Regions from separate parts of the Mus musculus genome. Here all the other regions are linked to region 2. A link is a loop called in an ENCODE intact Hi-C map of the cell type or tissue named here. Cell type or tissue: heart. All regions are shown on one strand.

Region 1 (8,000 bases), 150 kb after region 2:
CAGCCTGGTCTACAAAGTGAGTTCCAGGACAGCCAGGGCTACACAGAGAAACCCTGTCTCAAAAAAAAAAAAACCAAAAAACAAAAAAAAAAACAAAAAACAAGACAAAAAACAAACAAACAAACAAAACAAAAACACCATTAGCTTGAAAAGAAAAAAACTGAAAAATTATACTCTTCTGACTTGAAAAAGTCTCTCAGCAAAGACTCTGTAATGAGACTAGAAAGACAAAGTACAGAATGAGAAGGTATTTATGATACCAAACCGGAAAACGGTTAAAATTATATATATGCAGACGTTTGGAATATACACAAATATACTACTACAAATGTGTATACTACATATATAGATGCAAAATGGTATTAACAAGAAAATGAACAAAAGAATGGAATACAAAAAAAATTTAAACTCCAACAAACATAAAAAGCATTTACTAATAATCAGATGGTCAAAAATTCTAAAAATACCAAATGTTGGCAAGAATGAAAATCAAAGACATCTTTACACAGCCAGCAGGAATGTAGTATAGTTACTGAGTTTACTAGTAAAATTAAAGTCATACTTCTCCAGAAACACAACCATGCCATTCCTAAATTAAGTCTTCGTGAAGTATCCTAGCGTTTTATGTCAGCATCAAAACTAAGAAACAGAGCTGGAGAGATGGCTCAGCGGTTAAGAGAACCGACTGCTCTTCCAAAGGCCCTGAGTTCAAATCCCAGCAACCACATGGTGGCTCACACCCATCAGTAATGAGATCTGACACCCTCTTTTGGTTCGTCTAAAGTCAGCTACGATGTACTTACACATAATAAATAAATAAATCTTTAAAAAAAAAACAAAAACAAAAAACTTTAGAAACAACCAACATACCTACTAGCAGTAAAATGTCAAATGACTGCAATATAACCCCATAATGGATGCTACACAACAATGAAAATGAACTAACCACAGCGACAGATAATAACCAAGGTCATGTAACAAACAATAATGGTTCTGAAAGGGAAGACAGCATACTCTTAATATGATTCTATTTTTATAATGCTCAAACACTTATAAAACTAAACTGAGAGTCTGAGGTGCAGCAGAATTCCTTGACCCTGATGTTGTCAATGTAAATTTATTTTATTATCAGCTAAACACATACACACTTACAAGAATTACATATTTCACTACTTTATAAAAGGTATAGGCCTGTCAGTTGCAACACAGCACACAGCCAGAACTTTCAAATACTTTACTAGGTAAAACAGTTTCTAGACTTGCTACTCAATACATATTTTTATATCATCTTTTTGTTTCTGATTGAATGAAAAATATTATATACCCTCATTTACATTTAACCACACTACATTAAAAAGAAAACAAATTTAAAACAGTGGTGATTTTCCAAGCATGCCAGTAAATGTGAGAGCCATACAGGAGTGAGACTATATGATGGGAAGCCGATATTAAAACTAAGAACATAACATGACTGCCCAGTTATGATTTAACCTTTTAACAGTCACCAATTTCTACAAGCAAATGGTAGCTGGAATCAAGTTTCAAAATAGTTGTCTACTGCACACTACCAAAAATATTATGGTCTGATAACATCCACCCTACAAAAAGAAGTCTAGTTTCCCTCACATAAGTTCACAACTTCCAGAGAATTCTGAAAAATAAACAACTTTTGGAAAAATGAAAAAGAAAGTCGATTTCTGAGTTCAAGGCCAGCCTGCTCTACAGAGTGAGTTCCAGGACAGCCAGGGCTACACAGAGAAACCCTGTCTTGGAAAAAAATAAATAAATAATAATAATAATAATAAATAAAAGAAAAAGAGGCCAAAGTTAGATAAGCTTAAAATGTAAATTTTTTAAAAACAAAAAACAAAACAAAAATTCCTACATAACTCCTCAAAAACAGACACAAAGAATTTATGTTAGTCAATATCATTTTAAAGCAATCTTTAAGCCCCCAGGAATTATGCTAGGCACTTGGTAATGTTGAGCTACACAATGTCTCAAATTTTTTAGGAAATTTCAACTAATGTTGCGATGGGATTACACATCACCTTCTGCAGAGTAAAACTGCACAGCTGCCCTAGAAACCAAGTCAACAGCTACTGGGTCCCTTTCATCTCTCCCATCCCATATTTTGCTTCTATAACCTCTTCAGACAATGACAGAAATTTGTACCATTTATTGAACTCCTTCTGGCTGCCTTATACTTTCTATGTATTTACACTACAGATACTGAGTAGGCCTTCTAATGAGGGAAATCAACCACTAATAAGTAAGTACCTTGCCCAAGGTCACAGACTTATGTTGTGGAGAGCAAGAAATACTCTAGTATAGAAACCCATGCTCTCGATGCTATGCTGTTTACAGTGGATGAAATGTCTTCCCACCATGAAAACTTCGCAACCACCGACCACCTTCTCACTACAAGATTCCAGGTCCCTTGTGAGTTAATCGTCGCCTTTCCTCAGTAACTGCATATTCAGAGGACATTAATACGTGGAAAGATCTGAAGAAACGTTTAAGGAAACCTATGGTTTTAGAACTAAGAAAATCGAAGTTGGGAGAGGTGGTTATTTTGGTCATGACCGCCAAGCTGGCTCTGACAGCCAGTACTAAACGAGTCTCCCCAGGATGACTTCCTACCACCCTTACATGCCCTTCTGCTGTGCATCTTCAACAATAAGCTCTTGCTGAAACCATACTATATGCTGACTTTCATTAGCATTCATCTAAAGGTAACATACATTGTTTCATTTCAACAAATGTGTGAGGCATAGATTCAAATGTGAAACTTTGGGCCTTAATTTTATTATATAAACATGAAAATGTCAATTATAATATGTGACAAGTGCTACAGTAGCCATGTGAACAAGATGTTCTGAAAACACATAGAGCAAGCAATCAAAGTGTGTCTTTCAGACTGGATTAAAAAAAAAAAAAAAAAAAAGACCAGAATTTTGACAGAATGCATTCAAGGCACGCATTACAAGACAAAGTGTGCTGTGCTTAGAAAGTAGAGGACATGCTTTCGACTGAATGGAATTAAAAGTAAAAAGACACTACTACATATGGGCACAGAGGCCTGAGTTCAAGGCTACACTGAATCATGGTGGCCATGAACTGTCTGTGAGCTTCACTGTCTCCCTCCATGAGCAGGTGGACACTGCCACTTCTCAGGACTTTTATACGATACAAATTATGTGAGAATGGAAAGTCTTGAATCTATGTTTTCAATTCTAGGCAACCAGTGGGTCCTACCCCTAAACTGTGGCTCATAAAAACCTCGCCCTTCAGGAAGTAAATATTCCAATGACATCATTCATATACTTCCTAGGACAGGGTAAACAGTTAACATTCACACCTTTGTGTAGAAACATCAAACCTCTATTGAAATACATAAATACTCGTGTAGTTTTCTGATTCCTCAAGCACTGGTATTGCCTTCTAGCCAATGCTTATCGAATTTCAAAACTAGGATGAAATGAAGATCTCCTGGAAATGTTGTCAGAAATTCCATCCCATGTGGCCAAGCAACCAACTCAAGAACGGGCTCCATGCTGGCCAGGCACCTTTTGCTCGTTTTATCTGAATTATACATACTGTCCCCATCTCCAAAAAGTTACCTGTTTCATGCACACATGCAAACGCCACTAGTAAACAAACATCAGCACAGGGAGAAAGAAGCTAACGAGTTTCCGATTTTAAAAGACTCGAGGGCCGGGCCGCAACCACCCGCTCCTCCCATTAAATTCGGAAGTTTGACAGGGTTTAGACTGCAGACCCATCACTCCTGAAACTGCATCCGGCCCCACGGTATTCCGTAACGGCTTGGATGCTGAGCTGAAGTTTCAACCTACAAAGCCAAGGAGCGGGCAAGTCACGGGAAGGGCTGCTGGGGTGAAGTCCTCGTGCCACTCCGGACAGGCGGCCGTTTCATCTCCTCCTAAGCCAACTTCCCGTTTTCCCCCTCTTACCTTATAGACTTTCCCGAAGGCTCCGTCGCCCAGTTCTCCAATAATCTCCCAAAACTCTTCGGGGTTCAGGTCTCTCTTCACGTGTTCGTACTGTTTCTTCTTCTTCTCGCTCCCCAACTTGAAGATCTTACGGAAATTGAAGAAGGACATTTTTCCAAGCCCAGCAGAGCCCCTTGCCCTTAAAGGGCTAGGAACAATAAAAGGCAAAGTTTGTGGCGCGTCGTCTCCCGCGCGAGCCCGGGGTCCGGGCCGCTCCCGCCGGGCGCTCCCCGGAGAAGGCGGGGCGCCGACCGGGCTCCGGCCCCGGAGTGGGGCGCGCGGCCGCCGCGAGCCGGGACGGGCCGAGCGGCACGGTGGGCACCTCGCTCGCGGGCCCCGGGGGCTGCACCTGCCCCGGCGCTCGTCCCCGGCCCGCACCGGGCCGCACGGGTCCGAGCGGCGCGGACGCCCGCGGCCCGCGGCGCCTTAGGCCCGTGTCACCGCGCGTCTCCCGGGGCGGCGGCCGCTCCGGACCCGGGAAGCGGCCGGCGCCCGGCAGGCGCGTAGCGGCGAAGCCAAGCTCTCCCGCCGGGGCCCCACGTCTGCTCCGAAGCGTCCGCTCCCACTGCGCGACACCCGCGCGTCCCCTCGGCTCTGGGGCGCCGCTGCCTCGCTCGTCGCCTCAGCCCACACAGCCTCGGCCCGCAGCGCGCACGGACGCCGACGCCGTCTCGCAGCGCGCCCGAGCTCCTCGGCCGCGCGCGCGCTCGCCCGCGCGGTGACGCGCCCCGCTCCCCGCGCGCTCGCGAGGGCGTACCCTCTGGCCCCGCGCACGCGCGCTGGCTCCGCCGGGCTGGCGGCGCGGCGGCTCGGTGGCGCCTGCGGCGGGAGGTGTGGTGGAGGCTTGAGCGCTTCCATCCTCCTCGAGGGTTTTGCGTTGACCTCTGCGAGCCCGAGCCGGGTGGCTCCACGACGTCGTTGGCCAGGTCTCCTTCGGCGCGACCCTGTTGATTGCGCTGGCGGATGTTGCCTCATTCTGCACAAGGGGGACGCGGGAAAGCAGGCTATGCTTGTGGGTGCCTGAAAGTGCACTGTTTCCGCTTCGGAACTCATACAAGAGTCCAGGGAGAGGGAAAGCCGGGAGCCTGGGCTTTGAGCCATAGTTCAGTGACTTTGAATACAGCATCCGAGTCCCCATTCCTATGATCTCCATAGTCCTTACTGAAACGTTGCGGCATAGATCAAAAGAGACAATAAATGGAAACCCTTTGCACAGGGCTTGCACCAGCAAGTGCACAATATTTACTCAATATGAAGGTAGTGCAAACATAGGTTGTAAAAAAAAATTGTTTAAAAGGTAGGTGTGGTGGAGCCCTGGGGAAGCTGCCAACGAATGATAACGAGTTCGAGACCAGCCTGGGCTACAGAAAAAAGCCCTGTCTCAAAAAATAAAAAGGAAATTGTTTAAGATCGGCTTCTGGAGTGGTGACACTCCCTTAAGGATAACCTCTGGGTCACCTCCACAGCCAGAAAACTGGTGCCGCCCTTCCTGAGTCTCACCTGAGCTAATCCAGCCGGGGATTCCAGATTTGCTGGGGCTATGTGGGTGTCGCCTGGAGTCTGTCAAATGATTTACCGTCCCCCTCCTCCACCTGACAGAAGCCCTTTGGGGAGGAGGGGGGCGGGGAGGCAGAGGCGGGGTCACCCATCAAGGTGACCAAGAGCAGGGCCACATTCCAGGGTAGGTGTAGAAAGCAGACCAGGAAATGAGTGAATACCACAAGAAAACGTTTTAAAAATTAAAATAGTAGACTTTGACAAAAGATGAGGCCTAGTGGTACAAAGGGGACAATAGCAAGCGCTTAAATTTGAGGCCAGAGCGAGTGTGCAGCAGTTAAGTGCATTTGCTCTTAACCACTTTCTTGTTGTTTTTTTCTTGTTTTCTTTCTTGTTTTGTTTTGCTCTAGCCCCAAAATGTAGCAGTTGTTCCGTAAAAGGCTCAAGATTGTTTTCTCAAGATCCTTCTGTTTCAAGATATTTTATATATAATTGATACACACTGAACTGCATACATTAAAAATATACACTTTCATGTATTTCCATGTTACACACACCATGAAAATGACCTAGTCAGTTTTAATATTATTCATGGAGAAAATATGTAAAGAATAAAATTAAGAAGTACTATAATTCCACCAGCCAACAGAACCACTAGTAGATTACACTCTGTATGAAGATGTATGTCTAGCCCGTGTAAGGTTCTAGTATTATCTGTATTGTTCTGCTCCATAATGACATAGTTGGATTCTTTACAGTATTTCTGCCACACTGACAGATGCCTTCGCATACGAATCCTTTCTCACAGTCCCCGTATTTGATATCTCCTCAGTGTAAAGCAACCGGAGTAGATCTGGGTGAAAGAATAGGGTTCTGTGTTGTTCATCTCAGAATAGGAGAGGCTTGCTTGCCTTCCCAAAAGGTCACATACGTACATATAAAATCTTTTTGTTGTTGTTGTTGTTTTGGTTTTTTGTTGTTTTTTGTTTGTTTGTTTTTCAAGACAGGGTTTTTCTTTATAGGCTGTCCTGGAACTCACTTTGTAGACCAGGCTGGCCTCGAACTCAGAAATCTGCCTGCCTCTGCCTCCCGAGTGCTGGGATTATACATATTAAATCTTAAGAAATAAAAGTTAGACATGGCAACGGATACCTGCGATCCCAGCATTCCTGAGGCTGAGACGGGAGGCTTACAATGAACTCCAGGCCATCTACAACATAAAAGTGGGTTCTAGTTCCAGCCTGACCCACAGGGTGAGATTCCGCCTCAAAAATGAAATACGGAAATCATAATCTAGGGAACGTCTCGCCTTTTGAGTTCCTCCTCACTCCGGTTCATTCCTGTTAAGAAGCTCAGGCTGGGCTAGGGAGACAGCACAGTGGGGCAAGTACTGTTCTACATGTCTGAGGACCTGATTTCAATCCTAAGCAGCCAGTAAAAGCCAGGCAGAGCACAGTTATAACCCCAGTGCTGGGGGGACGGGGAGGGAAGGACAGACAGATCCCAGGGGCTCTCTGGACAGCCAGCATGGCCTAGACCTCAAACTCCAGGTTCAGTGAGATAATCTATCACAAAAAAAAAAATTAAGGTAGGGAGTAAGAGAAGAAGGCATCTGACATTGGCCCCTGGCCTCCACATGCACATACATACACACGTGCACACATGTGTACACACACATAGCTAAGACTATAATGATAGCTATATTCACTATATTCCTGACAGAGAATATGACTACGGCTTCGTGAATATGTACCTATTTCCAAACTCTTCCTTAGCTATGAGCAGATTTATGTGTCAATGATACATCAATAAAATGTTTTCTTTTTTTTAATATTTATTTATTATATGTAAGTACACTGTAGCTGTCTTCAGACACTCCAGAAGAGGGCATCAGATTTCATTACGGATGGTTGTGAGCCACCATGTGGTTGCTGGGATTTGAACTCAGGACCTTTGGAAGAGCAGTGGGCACTCTTAACCACTGAGCCATCTCACCAGCCCCAGTGTTTTCTAAAAAACAAATATAAATAAATGAAAAACAGCCAGTGTAGTAGAGAAGATGGCCAGAGGACGAGGAGGAAACTCAAAGCGCAGGGAGCTGAATAAATCCCCTCTGTGGCTCCCCTAATAAAGGCGTCTGGTGCTCTGTGTTTACATAGTAAAAACACTAAGCAAAGGAAAAACTCAGATTTATCTTTACAACTGCAAACATTCTCGTAGGGTTTTTTTTTTTCCCCAATATATGATGGGAAAAAAAATAAGTGGACCTCTTAAGAAAATGTTTTAACATTAAAGTAATAGGCGTGGCCTATGGCTAGAAAGTAACTTGAAGCAGGGATTTGGGACTGTAGAGATGGCTCGGCAGCTAAGAGCATTTGGTTTTTGGAGAAGACCCAGGTTCAGTTCCCAGCAGTCGCCTAGTAATTCACAGTGTCCCATAGCTCCAGTTCCAGGATGTTCGACTCCTCTTCCGACTTCCATCAGCACAAA
Region 2 (8,000 bases):
ATTGCCATTCTCAAAGACAATCTGTAAATGGGCCAAGTGTATAGCTCAGGAACAGAGCACATGTTTTGAGGCCCTAGGTATGATCACATCACCCAAAGAAGAGAGGGAGAAAATAGCCTGGAAAATGTATCACACCCCTGTAAACTCTTCTTCACTTCGATTGTAGTGCAGCAAGTTGTCATCTATCCCGTAGAAGTCGATCAGCTCGGTGAGCGTCAGCTTCTCGTCCTCGTCCTCCGACATGATAGACTGCAGCTCACACAGCAGCCGCTGACCACACTTCCTCCACTTCTTTATTAGATTCTCTAACTCAGTCACGTCGTTCTGAAACAGAAAAAGTCAGTCAGTCATCAGATGTGGGGCTCAACTCACATCATCAAGGTAGCTAAATTAATTAACTAGTTCCTGTCTAACTTTAAAGGCCAGTAACAGGTATAAAGGGCAGTACAAGCTCTGGACAAACCTTAACCTTAGAAAAGTGTTATTAAATTCACATGTTAGATGTAAGAACAAGCTGAGGCTCTCAGTACACCTTTTATATAACTATACTTTTTAAGATACGACGTTGTGTTGTGCCTTTCTAATGTCTCCATGTACCGCAAACTTCTTAAAGGTAAAAATATTCAAGTTTAAAGTATTTTCAACATTTTATTCAGTTACATTTAGAAAAGTCCTAAAAATTCAAAATCACATATAAGACATGCTATTCTGTCACTTACTCCAGTTTTGGGATAAAATGAGGTGTTACCTGGGTAAGAACTACAAAGATAATAAATGTCTCCTTCTAGACATCCATGTTCTATTTTACTCAACGTGTGTAAGCTGAAACCTAAAATCTGTTTTCCCAAATAAAATGCCTGACATTTATGCAGGATCGTTACTGAAAGTACAGCACCTTGCATTCTGTGGTCCACTTTTAGTTCTAACACCATCGTGCTCTGTCCCCCTGCATCTTCATGGAACACCTCTCACTTCTCATCTTGCTACTGGCTAGAAATTAAGGCCAAAACGCTCCACCTGTGCATTAAACAAAACCCTAAGCTTTTAAGTTTTACCTCGTGTTGAAGGGGTTCCTCAGCCTCACTCTGAACCAACTACTTCTATTTCAGTCAAAGCTCTTGTAACCCGGGTTTCTGGTTATCTGGCTGATTGTTTATCAAACTAAAATGTATCTCCAATTTAGAAACTACCGCAGTTTATGTAAAAATGATGTAACGGTTCTAAGATTCTTCTCACCTTTATTCTATACATCTTGACTAACTTTAACCTCCGAAGAAGGTCTTCCTTCTCTTCAACCTGCCTAATCAATCTTATTTTTTCTTGTTTTAATTTTTCTCTAATGATCGCATTCTCAGACTCCTTTGGGAGGGCATTAGATGACCCAGTATCCGACGACTTAGATTCACACGTGTTTTTCTCCTCTGAGCTCTTTTCTCCAGGCTCACTGTCTTTGTTTTTCAAGCTTTCTTGGGCCTTTGAACAATTTTCTTCCTTTGAAGATTCTCCTGGTTCTGAAAGGGTCTCATTATTTTCGTCATTCTCTACCTTCATACGCTTCACCACACTACAAAATGAATGAGATGAAGATCTTGCTTTCTTTAACCTTTCTTTAGGTGTTCCACTCAGAGGCTGAAAAAGACACAAACATCAAAAATGTTAAGGATACATTCTTGTAGTAAGTCAATCTATTAAAAATAAAGGCTATATGCTTCTACGATAGGTACAATGGATGGCTTTCTGTTTCCACAAATCTCATGCGAGCATCACCAATGTCTCTAATATCCAGAGGCTACCTATAGTCTTACTTTAGCAAGGTTAACTAAAATAGGACTGAGACACTTCGCCTGCCACTGGCAGCTAGTATTTGCCTGATAATACTAGAAATGCTTCAGAACTATAAACTAAGGAGAAGACCTGCTACCAAAGACTTCCCCCTAAGAAATACTGTACAGATTCAAGTTTCCTTGGTTTGGAGCATCGCAGTAACCTCATAAGAAATTAAACAAAATGAACCGATTCAAGAAGAAAATCTTGGCAGTTAGAAAGGTATGAGCTACATATTAATTCACACTCCAGTAGCCTTAAAACTGGCACTATCAGAATACTCTGGAACAGAACAGATGGGGGTGGGGGATAGAGGACAACACAGATATCCATACTTGTTTTCCTGAACTATTCGAATGGGGTGATGGTGGATTCTCCCTGGGCTGAGGAGCGGCAGGTGAAGTCGGGGGTGATGGTGGATTCTCCCTGGGCTGAGGAGCGGCAGGTGAAGTCGGTGGTGATGGTGGATTCTCCCTGGGCTGAGGAGCGGCAGGTGAAGTCGGTGGTGATGGTGGATTCTCCCTGGTCTGAGGAACGGCAGGTGAAGTCGGTGGTGATGGTGGATTCTCACTGGTCTGAGGAGCGGCAGGTGAAGTCGGTGGTGATGGTGGATTCTCACTGGGCTGAGGAGCATCAGGTGAAGTCGATGCTGAATCTGATGAGTTTTCCATCTTGGAAGTGAACTCCTGATTTCCTTATCAAAAAGAAAAGACGCGAATGATAATCAAATTATCTCAAAACAGACCTCAATTTTTCTGAACAAAATTTTCTTCAGTGAACTAAACACCAAAAATAGTCAGCCATTTCTTCCAATTACATGTAGCTATAATTTATTCTAATTCTTCTCATATTTTCCATTTACCTCTCCACATGGGGAAGTAACCAAGTCCTGTTTCTTTCACGACAAATAAACCAGCTAGTATCTCACTGTCTTTCTTTTTTTCCCTTCAAAACACCCCCAAAAATTTGCGTTTCAGGAAGGGGAACTATAACTAGTCAAGAACTTTAATTTTTGTTATAATTTCGTAAATAAAAGCAATACAGCCTGAATCTTGACTCTTAAAAGCTTTGCGCCTAGAACCAAGAACGAGTCCCGAGGTGTCAGAAAGCAGCATCTGCCCCTTTGGGTTTACTATGGTCAAAGACTCCGCCCTCCTCCCCAGCCCCGTCCATCTTCTCCACAAAGCCCCGCCCACTCTCCCTCCCCCTTTCCCCTCCCTCCTCACCACAGAAAGCCCTCCCCCCGTCCCCGCACCCCACTCAGCTCCCCCTTTCCCCACCCCGTCCCCCCACCACAGAAAGCGCGCTCCCCCCAGCTCCCTTCTCTTCAGCAACCCCGTAGCCCTCCTCCTCCACTCCTCCGCCTCCCTCGCCACAGAAAGCCCTCTATCCCACAGAGCAGGAGGCCGAGCTCCCGCGACGCCGGAGAGAGCTTCTCCGTCAGATACCCAGACACCCGCAGGCCTGCCGCTCAGGCCAACCCCAGGGAGAAAGCTCAGTACCTTCCTCAGCCATGCTCACAGCGGCGACACACCGTACACACAGCCAGCGGAGCGCCCGCAGCCCACTGACCTCGCCCCGGGGGCGGAGCCTCACCGGAGAAGAGACGTACGATTGGCTAGCTTGGCCGGAGCAGGCGGATGTGCTCCGTACAGCTCCGACTGCGCGTGCGCGGCGGGCCGCGGGCCTGGGCCACGGGGCGGAGCGGGGCCTGGCGGGAGGCGGGCGCGGCTCGTGATTGGCAGGGCTGGCCGGCGCGCTCCAGGGCTCGGCTACGCGCGCGCGGCCGCCAGCCGTGGGGTGGCGTCCATGGAAAAAACGATGTTAGGCCCTTGGAGGGGCCTGAGGGGGGCGCGCTTCCGCTCGCCACTGCCTTTGGGAGTTGCGGTGCCAGCTGCCTTCCCGAGCAGCTTCCCTGGTGGGGTTGGGGGCGGGGTGGGTATCGTCAGGGTGGCGCGCCCGAGAGCACCGCCCTCTGGCAGCGCTCGCCCCCTGGCAGGCTCGGCTTTCCCCACCGCAAAGGCTTTTCCTCAGACGTGGCAGGGCCGGAAACCGCGGGGCCCGCTCGGCTCCCTGCTGGCTCGGAGTCTATGTGGGTGTCTCTGCATAAACAGTAGAGGGCATCCCCAGCCTGCCTTGCGGACTCGCCCCCTTATTTTGGTCTGTGCCCACCTCTGCTTGGCTTCACATGTTTTGGTCAAATCTGAGAAAAAAATAACCTAAGGAAGTGTATTATGGCGCAGAACAGGAAGCGGGGCGCGGTCGATCCGACAGGTTCGGACTAGAATTCAGATATTTGAGAACTAAACCCCTTGCTTGATCCTGCCCCCCCCCCCCCGAGGCCCCTTGCTAGACCCTGGCTCGACTCCTGGGGGTGCCCCTTGCTAGACTCTGGGGGGCCCCCGGGAGGCCCCTTGCTAGACCCTGGCTCGACTCCCGGGATGCCCCCTTGCTAGGCTCTGGGGGCCCCCAGGAGGCCCCTTGCTAGACTCTGGGAGGCTGCACGGCCTTCTAGTGTTCAGGATGTTCTGTTGCTATGCAACAGCAAAATGAACTAGCTTGGGTGGAGCCGTGGGTGTAGAGAAGTTGAGCTAACTTGTGAGTCACTGGGAAGTTTGTAATAAGGGACAGCTCTCTTTCCGAATATCTGCTAATAGTGGCTTTAAAGTAACCCGAAAGAACTGATTAGACTCCTAGGCGGTCAGTTAATAAATACAGAACCTAAAGGAACTTAATGAGGTGATTAGATCTGCAGATGTTGCAATTGCCTAGATTAGAGTCCTGGCACCACGGTTTCTTCTTTGGTTTGTTTTTGTTTTGTGCAATGGAGTGTAGTGTGGCCGTGGACCTCAGTTCGATGGCTTGGTAAATGAGAACAATATTCACCTCCTAGAGACAGGGAAATTCAATGATAATGTATGAGAGGCAGCTAGAATCATGCAAAACACCAAAGGAACATTTAGTCAAGCATATTCGTCATTCCCTAATTGACTTAAAGCAATGTCTCACAAGCTTTTATCCCTTACCTTTCCCAAAAGCACGGATTTTTAAAAGAGTGCTATGATAGCTAAAAGTCCACACAACTTAAGCCATAAATACCAGAAAACGTCAAGCCTTCACATGTGACCATTAATAAATTAATGTTCCACTCCTAAATGTTTAAGAAACAGCAAGAACAGAATTCATTACTTGGGGACAGGAGGTTGTTTTGTTTGATGGTTTTTTAAGACAGGGTTCCTCTGTAACTCCCCTGGTTGTTCTGGACCTTGCTTTGTAGCCCAGACTGGTCTGGAATTCACAGAAATCCTCCTGCCTCTGTCTCCCGAGTGCTGAGATTAAGGGGAAGGCAGTAGAATGCATGATTTTTATGGTACAAGTGTTACTCACCAACTCACAGATCAGTCTGTGAAATCATTTCTTCTCATTTTTTCCTTCCTATGAGTTCTCTCATTACAAAAAAGGGCAGACTTACCTGCCCTGACACTTGAAGCACAAAGCACACTTCATATTCAGGATGCCTTGAGGCGTAAGGGTGAGTTGTTTTTATAAGTCTAAAATCAGCTGCTCCCAAATTCTTTTGTTATTACAGCCTAATCTTAGAGCTATGCTTTTACTGACTACATAAAGGAAAACAACATCTTGCCTTGCAAATGTTCTGACTTGTTTTTATATGAAACTGATGTATTAAAATAAGACTGGCCAAGCTTTCCAAGGACCTCTGAACTAGCTCTCAGGAAAACCTGTTAGCTCGGAAATGTGTGTCTGTTGGCCATTCTCTCTTCTGTGTGCTGTGTCAATGGTCTTCCCATATGTTTGTATTTTACTTCCCATACTCAATTTAATGCAAAAGATCTGGAATATGTATAAATTGCCCCTACACAAATGGAGACACAGCTCTGTGATAGGATGCTTACCTGCCATTCATGAGGCCCTGGGTTCGACCGTTAGCTTTAGGGTGGGCGACGGGGACTAAAAGTAACCATTATAGTTTCCATGTGTCTTTAGAGAAATATTTTCATGTCTTTAGTGACCTGAAATCTATTTGCCTACAAAGAGTTTGGTATTTGTCACAGAGGACATTTTTATTTTCGTATGAAATTTTCAAGTAGTTAAAAGTGCTTCCTTGTGAGCCAGGGAACAAAGACTCCTTACCCTACCACAGAGAACAATGGGAGACTTGTCCTAGGATTCAGGGATAATAGTAATTAATTTCATCCGAAGTCAGACTTTCTCTGTGTTTTTCAGTTTCTTCGATTCCCAAGGCTACCGTTGACTCCATTATTATTCACCAGGGAGTGGTAAAATGTGTCTTCCATTCAAACTGTTGATGGGTGATGACACGGACCTAGGAATCTTTATGAAGGTTTGGTTTATTATTCACTTTTAAGTGTAAGAAAACAATATTATATAGTCTTTCTCCCTCTCCCTCCCCCACGCTCCCTGCCTCTCTCTTTTTCCCTGTGCAACCATAAAGGTATTTTAAGCACAGTTGAAATGTTCAGTCGATTTCTTTTTCTTCTAACCTTGCAGCTTTCGCAGTTTTTATATCCTAGCATGAACTTAGGATAATTTATTTCATAGACTTTTCTATATTGACAGAAACTTTGTCTCATGAAGACATAGCTAGTATCCAAAGGATTTTTTTTCCCCTTAAGATTGTAAACTTATGAGTATAAACCATTTAGGTGAAGAATTAAATAAAACCCACATGATAAAGTTGATTTACAGCACAAAAAGAATTCAGTAGGTGTTCCTAACTATTTACCCGGACATTTTCTTACTGTATGCAAATGGAAAAACACCTTCAAAAGCTCTTGTCTAGGTTTCTCTTGCCAGTGGCATCTTACAGACCTCTGCATGGTACAAAGGTGTTCTATTGCTTGGTCAGTTCCTAGTTTCCTTTCGAGAATAATTGACTCTGTGTTTCTTGTTCTCTCTCTGTTGCCTAATGAATTCTCATGGGGAATTCAAGAATGTGTGATTAACTTACTTCTTCAAAAAGATTTATTTATTTTATGTGTATGAGTAGACTGTAGCTGTCTTCAGACACACCAGAAGAGGGCATCAGATCCCATTACAGATGGTTGTGAGCCACCATGGGGCTGCTGGGAATTGAACTCAGAACCTTCGGAAGAGCAGCCAGTGCTTTTAACCGCTGAGCCATCTCTCCAGGCCCATGATTAATCTACTTTTAGAGATTATCAAATACCACAGGTGACCTCTGTGCTCTCTCCATAAATATATATATATGTGTGTGTGTGTGTGTGTGTATGTATATATATTCAGCTATATCAACCATAAAAGAATTGTATTTTAAACCACAAGACGAAAGACCCTGCGTTATTTTAGGTATCCATAAGATGTTTGCCTCACTAAATAGGATGGGTACCTAGAGTGAGGAGATACCATGATGAGGGCCGAAACCATCAGTGGGACAAAACCTTTCCAGCACCAGACACCTGGGAAAGCTTCTGCTAACTTAGGTGCAGATTAACAAACAAAAACCTAACGAGATCCCTTCACATGAAGTTCCTGCGTTTGCTGCGTTTGCGTCCTACCAGATCTGGAGTTTTGTCAAGTCCATTACAGACGAGAGACACAGAAGTCTGGGACTCACTGCTGTTGCTGGGTATGCTGCTCCCTCAGAGAAAAATGGAGTGATTGGGGTGATGAAGGAGGGGGGGCTGTGTGGGATGAGAAAGGGGTGGTTGGTGGCAGGAGTGTGAGGCTATGAGAGGAGAGAATAAAGGTGTTGCTCACGGCCACTTCTTTCTCAGATTTTTTTTATTCATTCAGAAATGTCATCTGAGGGGGGGAAAAAAACCATCTGGTTAACCTAAATTCACATATTTGACCCAGCATTCTCTATCCTCAAAGCTTGCCAAGGTGTGAGAGAGTGGAACCCAAGCAGCAGCGAGATCTAAAATGTGAAAGAGTGGTCTCTTACCTCCCATTTCCTGTTTCCCCTTCCAACTAAGAAAGTCCCCAATAAATGTCTACCTCAGGACTGAAACAGTAACGAGAGGCAGGGGGAGAAGACAGAACTGGCATGTTTACACATCAAACAGACTCCAAGACTGTGAAATTATCACAGGAGCTGCTCTTTCTCAAGCTTCAGTGTGGTTAAAGATGATTATAAGACCAGTCCTGGTGCTCAAGGGTTTGCAGCTGGAGCT
Region 3 (8,000 bases), 73 kb after region 2:
ACCAGACTCATACATGCCACCCTCAGATCAGCCGTGGCTGCTGGAGCAGTCTGAACCTGCTGCCTATGGGGCCCGAGTTGATAGGTGTTCCTGGCCTTGGTGGCAAAGCAGAGGGAAGTTGTCCCTCTCAGCTCCTCTGGGGGAAGAGGAAGCAGGAGGAAGCAGGCACATTCACACTACCAGTGTGGAGGCACACTTACCTTTTAGCCTCCAGCAACTGGTCCTTTGTTCTTTGCAGGGGAGCCTGGCATTCGAGGTTTGCCTGGAGCTGTGGGTGAACCCGGAGCCAAAGGCGCAATGGGTAAGTGTCCCACAGTCTGAGCTGAGTATCTCCCCAGAGGCTCTCTAGCTGCAGGTTTCTGGGAATGTCTCATTGTTCTGGAGCAGGCATTGTCCTTCTTCCCTGACTACTTCCTGCTCACCGAGAACTTGCAAGGTTTGAGGTTCCATGGAATCCCCAGTAGTCCACCTCAGGGACAGCTTCAAAGCCAGATTCAGGACACCACCCTTTGACTAGCCATCACTGAGGTGCCTATATCCAGACGGAGAAGCTCCAGGGAGCCTGGCCTCAGCTTAGAGTCCCATAGATGCTCAAGCCACCACAATGGGGATGTGACCCTTTCACTACCATTCACTGACTAAGCATTAGTAAGAGCATACTGTATGCAGGACCGTAAGCTACTAGGTTGTGCGTTACTTCATCCCTGCAAGTTACAACAAAGCTTGTGAGTGGTGACAGGGGCCACGGGAGTCACAGAGAGCGAGGATACAACCTAAGAAGAGATGGTTTTCAGCCTGGAAGACAGAAAGAAGAAAGGGCATTTCAGGTGTTCCTTAAAACTCAGAAAGTGCCGGGCATGGTGGCTCATGCCTTTAATTCCAGCACTCGGGAGGCAAAGGCGGGCGGATTTCTGAGTTTAATTCGAGGCCAGCCTGGTCTACAAAGTGAGTTCCAGGACAGCCAAAGCTATACAGAGAAACCCTGTCTTGAAAAAAACCAAAAACAAAACAAAAACAAAAAACAAAAAAACCTCAGAAAGTGTTTAATCATGCAGAGGTGCCACTGGTGTGGCTAATCCACGTTGGAAGGAGGTTAGGAATATGGTTAGGGGAGAGGTGACAGGGACCTGAAGGACCTTCACCTCCAGGTCCTCAGGTGAATGAGGCAGACACTGTTCTCATAGTGCACTGGGGACAGGGTGTCCTGGACCATTCCCAGGAGGGAAATGCATGCGCCTTAGGAGAAGCTGCGAGGAGCCTGTGTTGGGGCGTATCACAAAGGCGAGGCTCCTGAGGTTGGCGGCCATGGGGACTGCTGTATGAGCGCCTGCCTGGGAGACCACGTGCTCCAAGCCTACTGGGGCAGGAGCTACTGGGAGCACTGAACTGGGGCAGGAGGGAGCACTGAACTGGGGCAGGAGGGAGCACTGAACTGGGGCAGGAGGGAGCACTGAACTGGGGCAGGAGGGAGCACTGAACAGACTTCACTTGTCTTCTTTCCCAGGTCCGGCTGGCGCTGATGGACAGCAAGGTTCCAGAGGTTAGTCACCACGCTGTGGTCTTCATGGTCACCGGCTGCCCTTGCCTGCCCCTCCCTGGCCTTCCTCTGCCCCCACATGCATGCCTGAGCCCTCCATCCTAATGATAAAGGGGCATGCAGCAGTCTTGGTCACCGTGCTTCCTCCCGCCTGCCTATCTGCCAGCAAGCCGCTGAGGAAACCCCAGGGGCTCAGCTGCACTTTCCCAGGGGAGAGCCATTCCCATATTTCATGCTCTCCGCAGGTGAACAAGGCTTGACAGGGATGCCTGGAACCCGGGGCCCCCCAGGACCCGCTGGAGACCCAGGAAAGCCAGGTAATGAGACAGGAAAGGGATGCCACTGTCCTCTGTGTGCATGCAACTCTGGGATGTTCCCGTGTGTATGCACACTGGGGGTGTGGTGGGTAGGTGCTCAGATGCTACACTGTGTGTGTATGAGCCTTACCCTGTTACCCTCAGCAAGCAGCTCAAGGCAGAACTCTAACCACAAGTTGACATTTTGAAAAGAAGAAGTAGCAGATGAAAATAAGCAAGGAGTTGAAGGGCATGAGTGCTCTTAATACTGTAGACTTGAACTCAAGTTCAGTGTCTTGCCTGTCTCCTCTCCTGGGGCTGTACCCAGGCCTTCACCAGTACCTATCGACCAGAGAGGAGAGGCCTTGCTAGCATCTCCACCGAGGGCCAAACAAGAGCAGGATTCTTAGGTCTGTGGGAAGAGTAAGTCAAAACCAGATACGGTGTCCATTCACCCAGGAACCCCGACTCCTTGGCTGGAGCTAGGTGCAGTGTAATGGAGGAGCGATGGCAGCATTTGACCTCATGTGTATATGTGGGTGTGTGTGTGCAATGGAACATCTGTTCATTTCACAACAAAGCTCACAGAATGGCTCTCTGCCCAGAGATGGAGGACTCTGGGCCCTAACCTCTGAGCCCTTCACTGCCACGCCCACCGGCTCTGGGGGCAAGGTTGTGTTGTGTTGTGTTGTGTTGTGTAGTGTTGTGTTATGTTATGTTGTGTTGTGGCTCCTTGGAGCAGTCCTTAACCCTTCAACTCTTGGTCCTATGTCTTCTTTTCTGCAGGTCTCACAGGACCCCAGGGACCTCAGGGTGAGTCATGCAGTCCCCGGATGCCATCTCCTGCCAGGACAGGACAGGCGCTATAGCCAGTGTCTCTCTAGTTACACAAGCCTGTCCTTCCCTTTCCCATCTCCAGTAAAACAGACTCGGGTTCTGTCACAGTGAGTGCTAATAAGGACCATAAGGGTGGTGGGGGGTGAACCCTGCACAGACCATGTAGGTGACATTCTGATATCAGTGATGCCAGATCCGGTTTGCTCCGTGCTCTGTCTCTGGTGCAGGAACACTCAGGAAGGATACTGCTGGCTAGGAATTCTCTTAAGAAATCTCTACCATGCACGCACATCCAGCCCCTCACTCTCTCTAGTCAGACAAAGAGAGTCATACCAAGCTCTGCAAAGGCCAACACGTGCTGCTAACTCTGGACACAGCAGTCAACAGGGAGAGGGACAGTGACAGCCTTGTAACCCAGAGTGACAGGGATCCTCCAGAGCCTCTGTCTACCTCAACCCAACCCTGCTGGGCCTCCATGTCTCACAGACAGACAGACAGACAGGCTTCTGGGGGAGAGCTCTGTGCCCACTCCAGGTGACTTCAGGCAGGGCCTGAGTGGATCCTGCTGCTTCTGTCAGGCAGCCCGTGTGGCCACACTGAGTGGCAGAGTGCTGGCTGGTTACTGCCAGAGGGGAGAGAGGGAGGGCAGACATCCAGAGCTGCGGGGCCTTAATCATCCTGACTGACTTGTGTTTAATCACATCAGGACTTCCTGGTAGCCCTGGCCGACCAGGGACTAAAGGTATGTGATTTCTCCCAAGGAGCTTTTTTTCTTTTTCTTTTTCTTTTTCTTTTTCTTTTTCTTTTTCTTCTCACCAGCCATTTTTACAGCCGGGAGGGGTTGACAGGCAGGAAGGTCTGCTCTGACCAGAGCCTGGACCAACAGTGGCATCTAGTGGTTCCAAAGGAAGGCTGAGAGGAGGGAGTGCCGAGGCCTGAGTCCTCAGGCCCACTTGTTCCAGGCTGAACCCTGAGGCTTATTTTCATGTCCCCAGGTCCTTGTGGCAGGAAGATAGGAAAGGAAGCTTGCTTGCTCCCAAGCTTTCTAAGCCTATTTGACTTTTAAATGCCTCTAAAATACTCCTGACGCCAAGGTCTACTGAGACCAGAGCCACCCTGATTCCCCCACCCTGTCCCAGGTGTGACTGAGGACAGCAGAGACGCAGAAAGAGGTGTCTATAGGAAGGAAGAGGTGCCTTAACCCCACCAGGGGACAAGTCAAAGGACTATAGGGTGTCTGGCTGGGGCAATGCAATGCCACACAGGCTCAGAGTAACACTCTAGTTCAGTCCTGCCCATCAGACCCCAGCCCTGGGCAAACCTAGGAATGCTGGGTGCTCAGGGTCACACACACTCTTTTCCGTCCTGTGTCCTCACTTTCCTGAGCCTTGGCACTCTTCATCACAAACATCCCCAAGTGGGACCCTAGAAAGAAAAGGTTTGAAAAACTATTATTTCTAATGAGCGGCTGAGCCACAAAGATCTTTGCGGATAAATGAGCACAGCTGTAAAATATGGCAGCCGAGTTCCTACTTCCCAGGCCAGTGGACCTCTGGTGGCTTCCGTAAGGCCTCATAGGGTTAGGGGAGACCATAGAGTATTCCTTGGGGGCTGCAGGCTCTCCTGAAGGAGCTGCACTTCAGACGCAGGTTGTCGATTGTTAGAGTGTACTCTCTCCGAGCAGTCTCCTGCCTTGGCCTTGAGCCCTGGCTGGGGGAACGTGAGCAAAGCGCACCCTTTTGCTCTCCCTGAGAGGAAACCAAAGCCACCCTTCCCTGTGGGGCTTACCATCATTGTTCACACACCTTAGCGTCCAGGGAAGGGCTTTGGTCAAAGGAGCGTCTCTGGTTAGTTCTAGGAGTAAAGCTGAAGTGTGCCAGGCAGGCTCTCTCAGCGAGCCTGGCTCCCAGCTCCAGAATTCATGCCCTCTCTAGTCCTTTGCCAGCCCCAAGCCCATCCAGCCATGGATTGTTAGTCAAGAGGTGCTGGAGTGGTGGATATGTACAGAGACCCATGAGTCCTGCATCCTCTTGCTGGAAGCCCTTCACTCACACATCCTTTCTTGTCCCTCAAGACCAACGGTACACAGGGAATTCACCCATGGGATCGTGACTTTTATTTATCCTTTGATCTTCAGATAATTTCTCCGACTATGGCCATTACAGGAAGAAAAGATGGGGCGGGGCTGAGAACGAGACTCAGGTTGGCCCCCATTCTGGCCTCGTGGAAGGGCACATTCCTCCACAGCCTCCCAGGAGACCCCTTCTCTGAGAGACGACCAAAGCTCTGGCCCTGGGTCTAAGTTGAGAGATAAACACTCAGTGTAGCATAGGCTCCCTTCATTACTACAATCCCATTAGCTTGAGGGCAAGAGGACCACAGGTGGCCCTCGGTGCAACCAGAGGCTCTGAAAATGATTCATCAAGCCACTGGTTAATCCTCTTGCCCACTCCCTTTGTCCTCCCCAGGCGAACCCGGCGCTCCCGGCAGAGTCATGACTTCAGGTAGGCAGCCCAGGAGGGTACGTCCCTGAGTTCTATTTGCCTGTCCCATGTGGGCCATCTGCCTCAATGTCAGCGGGTGGCGGGTGCTTAGGGAGGGATGCAGGTGAGCCCAGACCACCATGTTGTGGCTCCTTGGCCTGTAGTCAGCCCAGGGAAGTTAGGATGTTGGAGAGATGAGAAGGAGAGGTTCCTGTCTTGCTGGCCTACAGCCTACTGGGGTCCTGGCATGGCCTGCAGCCTACTGGGGTCTTGGCACCTCTGAAGGTGACATGTGTCCCATATTTCTTCTGTTTCCAGAGGGATCATCAACAATCACTGTGCCCGGACCTCCCGGACCTCCTGGTGCCATGGGTCCCCCAGGACCTCCAGGGACGCCAGGTCAGTCTGTTCTCTTGCTCTGCCCCCAGTCAGCAGCAGGCTGTGGAGACAACAGATTCTAGGCACATCTGTTCAAATCCTGACACTGAGGGCAGGGACTACGGAGAGGAGACTTATAAGGGAGGAGTCTGATGCTACACTCAGCATTTGCTGAGACACCGAGACCCAGAGTGGGTAAATTACTCCCCTAAGGTCACACAGCCGACAAAGGGCAGGGGAGGGTTTCCATCCAGACCTTTCCGTCTCCAGAACCGGAGCAGTTGATGAAGGTTCCTGAGCTCTTTGTTTCTTAGAGAAATAGTACGACAGATTTATCTGGGGCAGCCCGAATGCTGGTGCTCAGTGAGGCTCATGGATGTACCGCCATGGTTGCAGAACTGTGTAGCAAAGCTCTGGGGAGGCTAGAGCACCACCATCAGGGGTGTGTGTGAGTTCTGTGGGTACAGCTGCCTTCTTACAAATGTAAGCAAACCCCCAAAACACTGCTGAACTAAAATAAAGCAAAATATTAAAGAATTGTGATTCCTACCCCCCACCCCCATTTTTCCAAGATGCCTGTTATCTTGTTTTATGTTTTAATTATTTAAAATATTTGTATTCAAATTAAGAACAGGATTTATACCCAAGGCAAGTGTGCCCTGTTCCTATGCAGGCATGCTCCAGTGAGCAGTGGATATTTAAGTGACCTAGATGTCCCCAAGCAGTAAAGATGTGCCCCACCTCAGGCTCCCCTTCCTGTCAGCTTTACAGGACTGGCCTCTGGTTGCTAATCTGCTCTGGGAGACTTCCTGTGTCCCCAGGTACCTGCCCTTTTCTCAGCTTTGGGGGAGGGGCTGTGATTTAGCTTTTTCTATAACTGTTTGCAGGTCCAGCTGGCCCTGCTGGTCTCCCAGGACAACAAGGTATGCATCACCCTGTATAACCACAGGCTGTGGGCTGGGGGAGGCTGGGGTGGGATGGGGGTGCAGTGGGGGTGGGGTTTAAGTCCCTGAATGATAGATAAAGGGGGGGGTGGAATGGCAGGGCCTCTTGTCTCCACAACAGGCCTCTCCTCACCACAGGCCCTGTAGAGCCTTTACCTGCTCTCATCTCTCCCATATTTCTGAGAGGGTCAGGGCTCCTCAGGACAGGAAGACTGAGGAGTTCTGGTCAAGGTTCTGGTCAAGGTTAAGCAGACCATTTTCATAGACCTTGGGCTTCAGATGACCAGACTCTGATTATAACAGTACTGTCCAGTGATTTGTCCAAGTATCAAGATAACAGAAGTAGCAGCCATGCTCACAGTCAACTATTGGATGGATCACAGGGTCCCCAATGGAGGAGCTAGAGAAAGCACCCAAGGAGCTAAAGGGGTCTGCAACCCTATAGGTGGAACAACAATATGAACTAACCAGTACCCCCAGATCTCATGTCTCTAGCTGCATATGTATCAGAAGATGGCCTAGTCGGCCATCATTGGAAAGAGAGGCCCATTAGTCTTGCAAACTTTATATGCCTCAGTACAGGGGAACGCCAGGGCCAAGAACTGGGAGTGGGTGGGTAGGGGAGTGAGGGGGAGGGTATGGGGGACTTTTGGGATAGCATTGAAAATGTAAATGAAGAAAATACCTAATTAAAAAAAAAAAGAAGAAGAAGTAGCAGCCATTGTTGCCCTGGCTTTCTTCCCCCTTATTTGTCTGTCTTTCCTCCTACAGCTGGAATGCAGCCTCTCTCCTCTAGGTCTCTCCCTTCCTTGCCACACCCTCCTTGAATCTGCCCCTGCCCCACAGAACTCCACTGAAGCAGTGTGCGTGCTAACCCTGTGTCCTCCCCACAGGCCCACGAGGGGAGCCAGGACTTGCTGGTGACTCATTCCTAAGCAGTGGCAGCTCCATCTCTGAGGTCCTCTCTGCCCGTGAGTGCAGGCACAGTCCAGGGCAGGTGTCGCTGGGGATGACACTGTTGTCAGGTGTCGCTGGGGAGGGAATGGCAGGTGTCGCTGGGGAGGGAATGGCAGGTGTCGCTGGGGATGACACTGTTGGCAGGTGTCGCTGGGGAGGGAATGGCAGGTGTCGCTGGGGATGACACTGTTGGCAGGGCGCCAAGCAGCTGTACCAGTGAGTCACTGCAAAGTGTCACGTCAGAATGGCCATGTTCTCTGCTCTGCAGTGGGAGCTGGTTAGAACAGCAGAGAATGTCTGGTGTGAGAGGCACAGTCACAAGAATATGACAGCTGGCAGGCCGTGGCCTTCCAGTAGGACCTGGGTCAGATCAGGTGTTGGGAGTGAGTGTGACTGGCAGGAGTCAAGCAAACCTAACTGGGGAAGCAAGGATGGGTGTCCTTGGACTCTCCGTCACAGGAAGTCTGACTCTTGTGACCTCCTGTCCACCAAGGGTCCAAGGGGGACCACAGCTGGGCCTCCCACCTGGGCTGTCAAGCAGCAAAGATGCAGCGAACCCCAGTGGTTT

The links. A loop is a pair of places that touch in the nucleus more often than their neighbours do. Peaks named below come from ENCODE experiments on the same cell type or tissue, not always from the same donor. Only the 100,000 strongest peaks of a DNase experiment are listed, where the experiment ranks them.
Region 1: a loop joins it to region 2, with 10 times the contacts of the local background. A loop is called at or near these places in 11 of 42 quality-filtered maps.
Region 3: a loop joins it to region 2, with 6 times the contacts of the local background. A loop is called at or near these places in 9 of 42 quality-filtered maps.

The regions. Positions count from the first base shown.
Region 1 is chr19:47,576,318-47,584,317 of GRCm38, reverse strand. Slk (STE20-like kinase) reads right to left here and starts at 4,299. Exons shown (of 18, transcript NM_001164639.1): 1 at 3,975-4,299. The coding sequence starts at 4,124. In heart, a CTCF peak has its summit at 4,849; DNase peaks (open chromatin) are centred at 3,797, 4,207, 4,857 and 5,487; H3K4me3 peaks cover 3,803 bases; H3K27ac peaks cover 2,456 bases.
Region 2 is chr19:47,727,148-47,735,147 of GRCm38, reverse strand. It overlaps Sfr1 (SWI5 dependent recombination repair 1), which reads right to left and starts at 3,392. Exons shown (of 4, transcript NM_026377.2): 1 at 3,327-3,392; 2 at 2,160-2,518; 3 at 1,237-1,629; 4 at 1-324. The coding sequence starts at 3,339. The coding sequence ends at 130. In heart, CTCF peaks have their summits at 2,742 and 3,688; DNase peaks (open chromatin) are centred at 3,527 and 4,367; H3K4me3 peaks cover 2,320 bases; H3K27ac peaks cover 2,636 bases.
Region 3 is chr19:47,654,637-47,662,636 of GRCm38, reverse strand. It overlaps Col17a1 (collagen, type XVII, alpha 1), which reads left to right. Exons shown (of 54, transcript NM_001290825.1): 29 at 239-301; 30 at 1,505-1,540; 31 at 1,783-1,854; 32 at 2,620-2,646; 33 at 3,377-3,412; 34 at 5,139-5,174; 35 at 5,472-5,552; 36 at 6,419-6,454; 37 at 7,369-7,446. Among named protein-coding and RNA genes, the nearest start is that of Col17a1, 33 kb to the left of the region's middle. In heart, a CTCF peak has its summit at 3,560; DNase peaks (open chromatin) are centred at 2,546 and 3,556; H3K4me3 peaks cover 211 bases; H3K27ac peaks cover 3,858 bases.